3 separate regions of the Homo sapiens genome follow, and all the other regions are linked to region 3. A link is a contact called in ENCODE Hi-C or POLR2A ChIA-PET data. All regions are on one chromosome and are shown on one strand. Each heading gives the region's core, a stretch centred on a gene start or an enhancer-like site at or near the end of the contact. The rest is flanking DNA. Distances are from core to core; before and after follow the strand shown. Region 1 holds the start of TMEM178A (transmembrane protein 178A). Region 2 has its middle 42 kb from the start of SLC8A1-AS1. Region 3 holds the start of THUMPD2 (THUMP domain 2 tRNA and snRNA guanosine methyltransferase).

Region 1 (3,357 bases), core at 332-2,831, 110 kb before region 3:
GCAAGAGCCTTATACCACCTTTACAGATGTCATCCTAGAGGAAGGATATAAAGCATATTAATACCAATTGATGTAGGGCACTAATTAATAAGTCCCATTAAATCATGGAGTAATGACATTTAGCATGTAATGAATGCCTCATAATTTCTTCATCATTAATATTTCATAGCATAAGAACACAAGCATTTTCATCCCTGGGCCAGTGCAGCATGGTTTTCTGTCTCTGACATGACCACAAGGGCATTGAGTGGCACGAGTGTATTGCACCTCTGTGGTATAGACTGACTATACCGCACAAGTGATTAACTCTTAGCACCCCGGGTCCTAGCGTTTCCTCATTTTAGAAAATGTGAATCTGCCTGCCATTCTTGGAAGTAACCTCTGTGACTGGAAGATGGAAGAACTGCCCCAGGCTCAGGTGTTGACTTTGGTGTGTAGCATTGCTTTGCTGTTGACCCCCACCCCCCAGCCCAAGAAGGAAACCTGCACAGGAGAAAATCATTACTTTGATTTATTACTGGGGGCTTGCTGTATGCAAAGGCAATAATCACCTCATGGAGCAGGTGCCACTGCCAGGGTTCATTGATTCCAGGCTCTTCTAGAAATTCCAGGAGGCCAGTCAGTCTGGCGGGAGATGGACGTAGTCAACGAAAAAAGAAGTCCATCTCATAGCAGGTTGAAATGAAGTGGGAGAAAAATCTCTGGTCATCGTTCTATCGCTCCACTGACACTCGGTGTCTTTTTCTTTCAGAAGAGGGGCTTGAGCAGAGAGAATGCTTAGAGGCTAAGCGATGGGCAAGTGAGAGGGAAAGAGCCGCGACAGATAGAGCTGGCTGCCTAGGGGTCTCAGAGGCTTCATCCTGCAGGCGGCAGGCGGCAGGACAAAGGGACCTTCGGACTCCAGATCAAGATTCCAAGGAGTTAAACGCTACCACGCAGCCCGACCTGGATGGGATTTGCTCCTGGGTACAAAACGGGACACTGATCAAAATCAACTTGGACAAGTGACAAGAGTGAGTCTTATGTCGGTGGATGTCTTTTAAGGTCGTTGGAGGGAAGAGGACGGGAGGGGTGTGCCGAGGGGTAGGTGGAGAGAGGCACCGAGTCCAGAGCCGGGATATAAATGCACCAGGAGCCGGGGAGCAGAGGAGCAAATGAGTGGGGGAAAGTGTGAGAGGAAGAGTTGGAGAAAAGTCGGGGGAAAGTAGGGACAGGGTTAAGGGGAGAGAGGAGGATGAGGGCGGCGAGGAGAGATTAAAAGGGGAAGGGGGGTCGCTGGAGAGGAGGGCGGACTGTGGATCGGAGGTAGGGAGAGGGGCGAGAGGAGTGCGCGGGGTGGGGGGCGCCGGGGCGAGGAGAGGGGGCTGGGGAAGAGGAGGGGGGCAAGAAAGCGAGAGCGGCGCGGGGGAGGGCTAGGAGCCCGGGGGCCGGGCCGGGGGCGGGCGGGCGGTGGGAGGCGAGATCAGGCCAGGGGAGAGGGAGCGAGCCGGGCCGGGCTCGCAGGGCGAGGAGGCCGTAGGAGGGAGGTGGGGGGCAGGTGGGGGGAAGAGGGAGGGAGCGGGCGGAGAGCTGGGGCCAAGTGCATTGTGTCTGGCGGCGGCGCGCGAGCCCACCGGCGGCTGCGGCGGGGCGGGAAGCCATGGAGCCGCGGGCGCTCGTCACGGCGCTCAGCCTCGGCCTCAGCCTGTGCTCCCTGGGGCTGCTCGTCACGGCCATCTTCACCGACCACTGGTACGAGACCGACCCCCGGCGCCACAAGGAGAGCTGCGAGCGCAGCCGCGCGGGCGCCGACCCCCCGGACCAGAAGAACCGCCTGATGCCGCTGTCGCACCTGCCGCTGCGGGACTCGCCCCCGCTGGGGCGCCGGCTGCTCCCGGGCGGCCCGGGGCGCGCCGACCCCGAGTCCTGGCGCTCGCTCCTGGGGCTCGGCGGGCTGGACGCCGAGTGCGGCCGGCCCCTCTTCGCCACCTACTCGGGCCTCTGGAGGAAGTGCTACTTCCTGGGCATCGACCGGGACATCGACACCCTCATCCTGAAAGGTGAGCGGCGGGCGCACCCCGCGTCCCCGGCGCCCGCGCGTGGAGCGCAGCCCGCGGCTTCCCAGGGGCGCGCCGGTCCCCGCAGCCCCCTCCCAGCCGCGGCCCCGCGCCTGGGCATTCTTGCATCCTTCCCGCCGCCTCCAGTCTTTATCTCTTCCCTTTCTTTCCCCACTGCCTCCCTTCTTCTCCCTCTCCTTGACTCTCTTCTTTCGTCCACATCCTGCGCGTCCTTTCAAGTCCGTGCCGCACCTCCCGCCTCTGTCTCCTTCTTTCCTGCCTTCGCCTCCCATTCCCCGGTTCTCTCTCTCTCCCCGTCCTTCTCTGCCTTTGTACACCTGCCTGACATGTGTGTCTTTTCTTGACGCTGCTCCCCGTGAGGGGGACTAACCGTCAAAGACTCGACTTTTCTCACCCGGGCTCCTTCCTTCAAGTTGTGCTCCTTTTGGAAATACCGTTTGGAAGAAAAGTGGTGCCGACCTCCGAAGAGAGGGAAGGGGCTTTGCCTGTATTGTGCGGATGCTGGTGTCAGACGGAACTGATGTGGTCATCCCAGCCTGGCAGGGCTGATGGGCAGCGAAGGAGGCCCCGGAACCTTCCTTCATACCCCTGAAGTGCAGGGTGTGTGTGGATTAGACTTCAGAGACCAATCGTTGGCTGGTGGAGGCTGGTGGAGGCTGCCCGAGGCAGATAGGACACCTGCTTTCCAACCTTCCTGAGGACCCCATACCCCCACCCTCCTCGCTGTCCAGGCACTGAGGAGAGAAAATGTCCTCGCCCTTTAAACTAGAGCTTTCCAGATTTGGGCACTCACTCTCTGCTTATCACTCTGTCTTCTGTTCGTGGTACCTTGTCAGGTTGTTTTTGTTGTTTGTTTTGTTTGGCACTGAGTTGCAGAGCATCAATTTGTTCTTCTGAAATCTGTGCAACACCTGTCTTCTGTGAATGCTATCAGATAGTTTGATTTTTTTTTTTTTTTTGGTAATCCCATTCACGTAAAAATATTCAGTGTGACAACTTGTGAAGCTTCCTTTAACTTTCAGAACTTGACTCAATGTATTTTTTTCCCCTTTGAGATTAAAAAAAAAAATCAACATCTCTTCTCTTGGACTCATGATGCCAAAAAAGAAAAAGTCCAAAATCAGTACATTTTAATATTTAGTAGCCATGTAGGAAAACAAACAGACGGATTTGTGTTGAGTTACAGCCTGGAATGGAATGACATAGAAAAGAGGGGGTTAATAATGTGTTGGCCTTCAGAGTCTTGCTAGTTGGCGGATTCTTCATTTCTCAAACATGTCAACTTCCTCCTTCCCATGGC
Region 2 (3,102 bases), core at 312-2,811, 96 kb after region 3:
GCTTTTTTTGGACTGATTTGTTTTGTGCCTCTGATTTTTATTTAATTTTTATTGTATTATCAGCATTTTGTGAAATGCTGATAGTACAATAATTCTTCATTGCAGGTCCAACATGAGGAATACAAGTATATTTAAGACATTATGATAAGATTTATTTGGAAAAATATTGCAAGTTTCTGGTCTACGAGAAAGGCAAAAAATCTGTGCCTTTATGCATAACCAGTTCTACTGAGTTATGTTAATGGATTGTTTAATACCCGAAAGAGTTTAAATGAAGATTTAGACAAAGAAGTGCTGTTGTACTTAAATTTATGATATACACTGTCTTAGATTTGTATATACTTTGATATTTGGTAATGTACCAACATTCACCTGCACATATTTTTTCATTTTTTTGACAAAAGCGTTCATGAAGACTTGGGGATATATTACAAAGATAAGAATTATTTTCTTTTCTTTGGAGATGTACAGTGAAGGGTACATACCAATCATAATGGGATGTTTTGAAGGCCAGGATGATGATACTTTGTATTTATCTATTGCTCTGCTTTTTTAAAACAAAGCAATAGTTCCCTCCTCTTCTCAATCAAATGAGGTAGGCTGGATTGTATGTTATTTGTGCTTACTTGTATGGATTGAGAAATCGAGGCTTGCAGTAGTTTAGTGACTTGCCTAAGATCGTTATTGCCTTGGATGGTGGTGAGCTGGGACTTAAACCCAGGTATTGTGACTCAAGGGTTTTTCCTCCTGTCAACACATGCTGCTTTGTGTTAACCAACTGGTCAACTCTTTTAGCCTTTTGAGCCTCCTACGGGAATAGTAAAGACAAAAAGCCATTACCTACTCAGAAAGCCGTGTTGTAGAGTTTCTTCAGAATTGTGCTGGTAGCACTGCATATCTTTTTCTATGTTAGTAATATATGTGTATATATATGTATATATATATATGTGTATATATATATATATATATATATATATATATATATATATTTTTTTTTTTTTGGAGACGAAGTCTTGCTCTTGGTCCCCAGGCTGGAGTGTGATGGCGCAATCTTGGCTCACTGCAACCTCTGCCTCCTGGGTTCAAGCGATTCTCCTGCCTCAGCCTCCTGAGTACCTGGGATTACAGGCATCTGCTACCATGCCTGGCTAAATTTTGTATTTTTAGTAGAGACGGGGTTTCACCATGTTGACCAGGCTGGTCTTGAACTCCTAACCTCAGATGATTCACCCGCCTCGGCCTCCCAAAGTGCTGGGACTGCAGGGGTGAGCCACCGAGCCTGGCCGATAGTCATAATTTAAAAAAAAAGAATAAGGATTTTTTGAAGTTGTCATTATCATAGAATTTTATTATAGGGCATTATTGTATAATTATTAATAGAAACAATTATGAAATGAAGTCATTTTAAGCACCAGACTAGGAACAGCCTAATGCTTTCTAACTCTGAGAAGGGATTTTACATTTAGAGGAAAGTTCTTTTATTTTTGTTCTTTGGTGCTCTTCTCTTCCCATGAAATTTGCATCGTAAGTGCCTGGGTGATTTCTTGGCAAGAGCTCTGCAAAGCAAAGGCCAAGTGTTCCGCTGGGAGAAGGAGAGTTAAGGAGGCAGCCCAGGACTGTTTAGACTTTGCTTAGTCATAGTTTATGAAAAGTGCATGTCTCAACCTTGGATAGTTGCAAAAGCCAAGGGAGGTAGCTCCTTGGAAGAAAAATGTCAGTTTTCAAGATTGCTTTGACAGGAGGTGCCTTGGCAACTGGGCCAAACATTTCTTAAGGACATGTGGATGCTTGGTGCATCTTGGGAAAGAAATATTTCACAGCAGACATTTGTATAATACCTTCTTTGAATTCTGAGAAAAACTGGAGACATTGAAAGCTTTTCATCTTAGGGTCCCCACAGACATGATGTCCAAATGCCAGGAATAAAGTCCTGAAGCTAAGATCAGAAAGGTCCACGGTGAGCTATAGTTAAATACGTATTGGCCCGTGATGCCATCCCAAGGGTGTTGATGGGCTAAGTCCCCAGCCAGCTTGCTGCAGACACAAAAAGAACCCCAAATGGTGTTGCCAAATCTCTTCCTCTGTGAAGAAGCTTCAGTGAAACTTGAGCTTGGTCAGTGGTTGAGGACTTTGTCAAATAAAAACAAATCTGGACTTAGGTAAGGAGAAACTTTATTCAAAGAGGCTATTGTAATAGTAAGCTCCCTAATCTCAGGATCTACAGACATCTCAAAACCAAACAGAAAAAGACATTTGTGGGATGGGGTAAGCAGGGATAGCAGGAACTTAGTAGGGGAAATTGGGCAATTAGGTGGAGGTAAACAGACAGCAAGATGGTGGTTTGACAGGTTTCTGCTGTCATCGGCCCATTCTCAGGATGGGCTATTAAGTACTGATGTTGTGTATTTTAGTGCTAGGTCAGGCTTGGAGGGAAGCCAAAGTTCAGGGATCTGTGGGGAGAAGAGAAGACTGACTGAAGTTTGGTCAAGACAAATCAGTGCATAAGACTGTGGACCACTGAGATTGTGTGGTCAGCTTGGAGATCTCTGGGAAGCTGTCATAGAAAGTCTGTCACAGCCATTCCTGAATGTAGGTCCTGAGGCTGGCTGCATCTGGGGGCTCACCAAAAACACAGAGTCCACCTCTGGGAATCTACATTGTAACAAGCTTCTCCAGATGATTCTCATGTTTACCCAAGTTTAAGAATAAATACTGCAAACAACAATCGATTTAATCAGGATACCTGATTTAGAGTGGCAGATATGCTACTTATTAGCTGGATAATTAGATAAGTCAAGTAACTATATTTAGCTTCAGCTTCCTTAACTATAAAATGGGACTATTACCTGCTTCAAAGAGGCATTGTGTGGATTATATGATGCTAACATGAAAGATTCCACCAGGAAACAGGGAAGAAAATTTTAAGCACTAACTTATTATCATAGAGTAATAATCTCCAACCAGTTGCTGTAGTTTGTTGGTTGGGTTTTGTTTCTTTTCTTTTCTTTTTCTTTTTCTTTCTTTCTTTTTTTTTTTTTTTGAGATGGAATCTTGCTCTGTCACCCAGGCTGGAGTGCAGTGCCACAATCTTGGCTCACTGCC
Region 3 (3,378 bases), core at 243-2,742:
AAAGTTTTCCCTGTATTTAATTGAATTTTCTTCCTGGTAATAAAGTTTTCCCCATTTCATTTGTCTTTAGAGAAGATGGAGAACAAGCAGAGAGTCTTTCCTTTTTCTAATAATCCTACATATTAATTGGGCCAAGCTCTCTCTCTCTTTCATACCAAGCACTCTAAGTTAGCATTTAAAAAAACAAGCCAGCGCACCCCTATGTCATGGTCATATAGTGGGCCTGGTTTGAACATGATTATATACTCATTCTTGATTTCCCAGCTCGGGTTTGAATCCCATCTTTGCGATTTTCTAGTTGCATGACTTGAATAAATTCTCGGACTTACCTGTGCTTCATTTTTCTCATCTGTTAAATGTGGAACACCTACCTTATAGGGCTGTTGTGAAAAGTACGCAAATAAATATAGGGTAAAGATCTAAGAACATGTGCCTGACACATATTAAATGTTCAATAAATGTCAGTAGTTATTATATATTGATGCTTTTTAAGATTAGCTACATTCAATACTCTATTAAATTCTGTGACCCAAAACACAAGTGGCAGGTAGTCTAACAAAACTGACATAATTCTTCACGACTCCAACCTTTCACTGCAGAAACTCCTTTTGTGGGCTTCCCACACTGTAGGAGCTGCCAGGGTGGAGGGGTTAATTTCATTTAGGAAGCTCTCCTTTTCCAAGAGTACATCACTCACAGTGTCCCATACACCCCATCAAGATACCTTTTCTATTATACCTTCATCCCCTACTTTCAAGAAACCAGTTTTCAACATTCTAAAACCTAAACCGATGCTTAAAACCTTGTTCATTTCACAGAAATCAATAACAGATAACTATGAGGCCTGCAAGAGTATATTATTTTTCTGGCTGCTATTTACTGCGTGTTTAAAGTGTACTTTGCATACGCTATATAATTTAATTCTCACAACAATCCTATGTAGTCAAATACAATCACTGTCAAGAAACTAACAAAAAGTCAGGTAACTGAACTTGGAGATTATGTTTGCATTTAAAGAGCGAAGGGTTCTAACTCTGACAGGCCAGATTCTAATTACAGGCACTACTTACTACTTTAAAGAATCCAGGAAATAACTTGCCTCAACACCTCTCTTAAAAACTTGAGCCCTGAGAAGTGAGGAACTGGATTTGCTATACAAGGAAAGAAAGGAATGGTGGCTTCTCTCGGCCGGAGCGGAAGCGCCTGCCAGTCAACCTCGGGGGTCGGCGACCGTCGCGTGGAACAGAGAGGGGCGCCAGCGACGCTTTCCCGCGTCCACGACTGGGGTGGGCAACAGGGCAGGGACAGGGCCGCCCACCTCCCCAGGCGCGCAGCGAGGCCAACTCACCTGCGTGGCCGCCAGCCGCGCCCGCACCTCTCGCATTACGAACGGCTCCAGGCCGCGACCCGCAGTGCAGAAGAATCGGGCGCCAGCCTCAGGCCCGGACCCTGGCTCTCCACGCGCCTCCGACATGGCGGCTCAGGCGCGCCCTCGCGCCTTCGGGTCACGTGGCCTCGGGCGCGAGCGGCTCGCTCCTGGAGGCGGCGCGCAGGGGCGTGTGATGCCAAAGGGGAGAGGGAGAGGGAGAGGGAGAGGGGGAGGGGGAGAGGGAGGGGGAAGGAGAGGGTGAGAGAGACGGAGAGCCTGGGAGGGTCGCATCAGCCCTCTGTGGCCCCTATGGGTCTTCCTGGTTGACCATCTGTCCCCTCCTTGATTAGGCACCAGAATGGGTTAGAATCACAGGTGGAAGGGTTAGAATTGATAATTCAGTCCAGTTGCCTTATTTTGTAGATTGAGGAAATTAATGCCCAGAGAGGTCAAGAGACAGCGAGTTAGCAGCACAGCTGAGGCTGGAGCCTAGATTTCTCCCTATCTAACATAATGCCTTTTCCTCCATTCCTCCCAACTCCGTCCTCTTCCTGTCCTTCATTCCTCTCCTCTACTCTTCTCATAGAAGGAGCCCTGGTCTGTTTTCACAAAGAATCGGGCCAAACGTTGGAATCTCCAGGACGGAGAGCAGAAGTTCCTGTTCTCTAACAAACGTCTGCGTTCTGAAACAGCTCATATTTCTTGCACTACTTAGTTAACCATCCAGCCATAGATGAATCAATGTGCCATCTAGTTTTGGGCACCTGATTTGAATGGTTCTCCTAACGGTATTTGAAGGCATTTTTCTAAACTCTGAATTTTAAAATGGAAATGAAAATATTACTTGGGAAGCATAGACAGAATCCATGTTACAAGATAAACAGCGTGAAATTAGCTCTGTAGCTGTATATTGAGTCAGTTATACAGAAATGATAAATGCATGTGTGTCTCTGACAAGGGGCTGTCCTGTGCTTCAGAATGGGATGTTAAGGTGAAGAACTGATACTCCCTCACCTCCCCCGACACTCCCACACACACCCCCGCCCCCACCCAGCTCATGCTCTACTGGGCCGTACAGTAAAAATTCTTCATGGAGTCACATAACATGAGCTTTTCCAAGGTTCAGTCCTAAGACTCTTCTGATGCTGCTTTTTATTTTTTATTTTTTGCGACAGGGTCTCCCTCTGTCGCCCAGGCTGGAGCGCAGTGACGTGATCTTGGCTCACTGCAGCCTCCACCTCCTGAGCTCCAGTAATCCTCCCACCTCAGCCTGTCCAGTAGCTGGGACCACAGGCAAGCCCCACCACACCGGGCTAATTTTTGTATTTTTTGTAGAGAAGGGGTTTCACCATGTTGGCCAGGCTGGTCTCGAACTCCTGAGATCAAGCGATCCGCCTGCCTCGGCCTCCCAAAGTGCTGGGATTACAGGCACCCAGCCCTCACACACTACCGTTTTGATGAATTCTTTTCTTGCCCTCAGACACATGTTTTCCTTTTCTGGGCTACTGCCGTAGTTCATTTTAACTTCTCTATACTTTGGGGTTCTGACTGTCAAGTCTGTCTGGGGAGGACAGGAACCCTCTTTAGTTCTCTCTACATTCTGTGCCCAAGATGTTAAGTATGCAGATAGGATGCATTCCATTCAGTTCAACAAATACTGAACACCTATTCTCCGCCAGTCACCACCCTGTCTTGAGGATTCAAAGATGGGTAAGCAAGGGTTTGGACTTCAAGGGCTTAGAGGATGGTGAAGTTGAATGACTCACTGAGGACATACCCGGGAAGCTATGACAGCACCGACAAAAAGGAGGCAGGGAGGGCTTCCTGGACAAAATCGCTCTTGAGTCCAGCATGAAGGATGTGTAAGAGGGAGAAGCAGCAGATGAAAATGAGACGGCGTGTGGGGGGTGGGGAACAGGAAAGCCACGATAGCGGTTAAGTGTTATTAGAGCATAAAGTATATGAGTGGAGTAGATAGAGATGCGGTAGAGCGGTGGGTAGGGGCCCAG

The links. Hi-C counts contacts between places; a loop is a spot of excess contacts on that map. ChIA-PET counts read pairs that join two places held with the same protein, here RNA polymerase II (POLR2A). Pooled maps may share reads with other maps.
Region 1: a map of ascending aorta shows a loop between it and region 3 (2.0-fold over the local background). The contact joins the promoter of TMEM178A here to the promoter of THUMPD2 in region 3. A Hi-C loop is called at or near these places in 1 of 168 maps with a recorded cell type or tissue (ascending aorta). POLR2A ChIA-PET finds 5 or more read pairs at or near these places in 1 of 52 experiments (Panc1).
Region 2: a map of ascending aorta shows a loop between it and region 3 (2.2-fold over the local background). The contact joins the enhancer-like site here to the promoter of THUMPD2 in region 3. A Hi-C loop is called at or near these places in 1 of 168 maps with a recorded cell type or tissue (ascending aorta) and 2 of 50 pooled maps. POLR2A ChIA-PET finds 5 or more read pairs at or near these places in 1 of 52 experiments (MCF 10A).

Annotation. Positions count from the first base shown.
Region 1 is chr2:39,664,336-39,667,692 of GRCh38, forward strand. TMEM178A (transmembrane protein 178A) reads left to right here and starts at 1,582. Exons shown (of 4, transcript NM_152390.3): 1 at 1,582-2,039. The coding sequence starts at 1,640.
Region 2 is chr2:39,873,715-39,876,816 of GRCh38, forward strand. No RefSeq gene overlaps it. Among named protein-coding and RNA genes, the nearest start is that of SLC8A1-AS1, 42 kb to the right of the region's middle. Within about 2 kb of position 1,562, at least 4 of the 41 ENCODE cell types and tissues checked have a DNase peak (open chromatin) inside an H3K27ac peak, as active enhancers do; they include ascending aorta, where a contact is called at or near this core.
Region 3 is chr2:39,777,766-39,781,143 of GRCh38, forward strand. It overlaps THUMPD2 (THUMP domain 2 tRNA and snRNA guanosine methyltransferase), which reads right to left and starts at 1,493. Exons shown (of 10, transcript NM_025264.5): 1 at 1,349-1,493. The coding sequence starts at 1,474.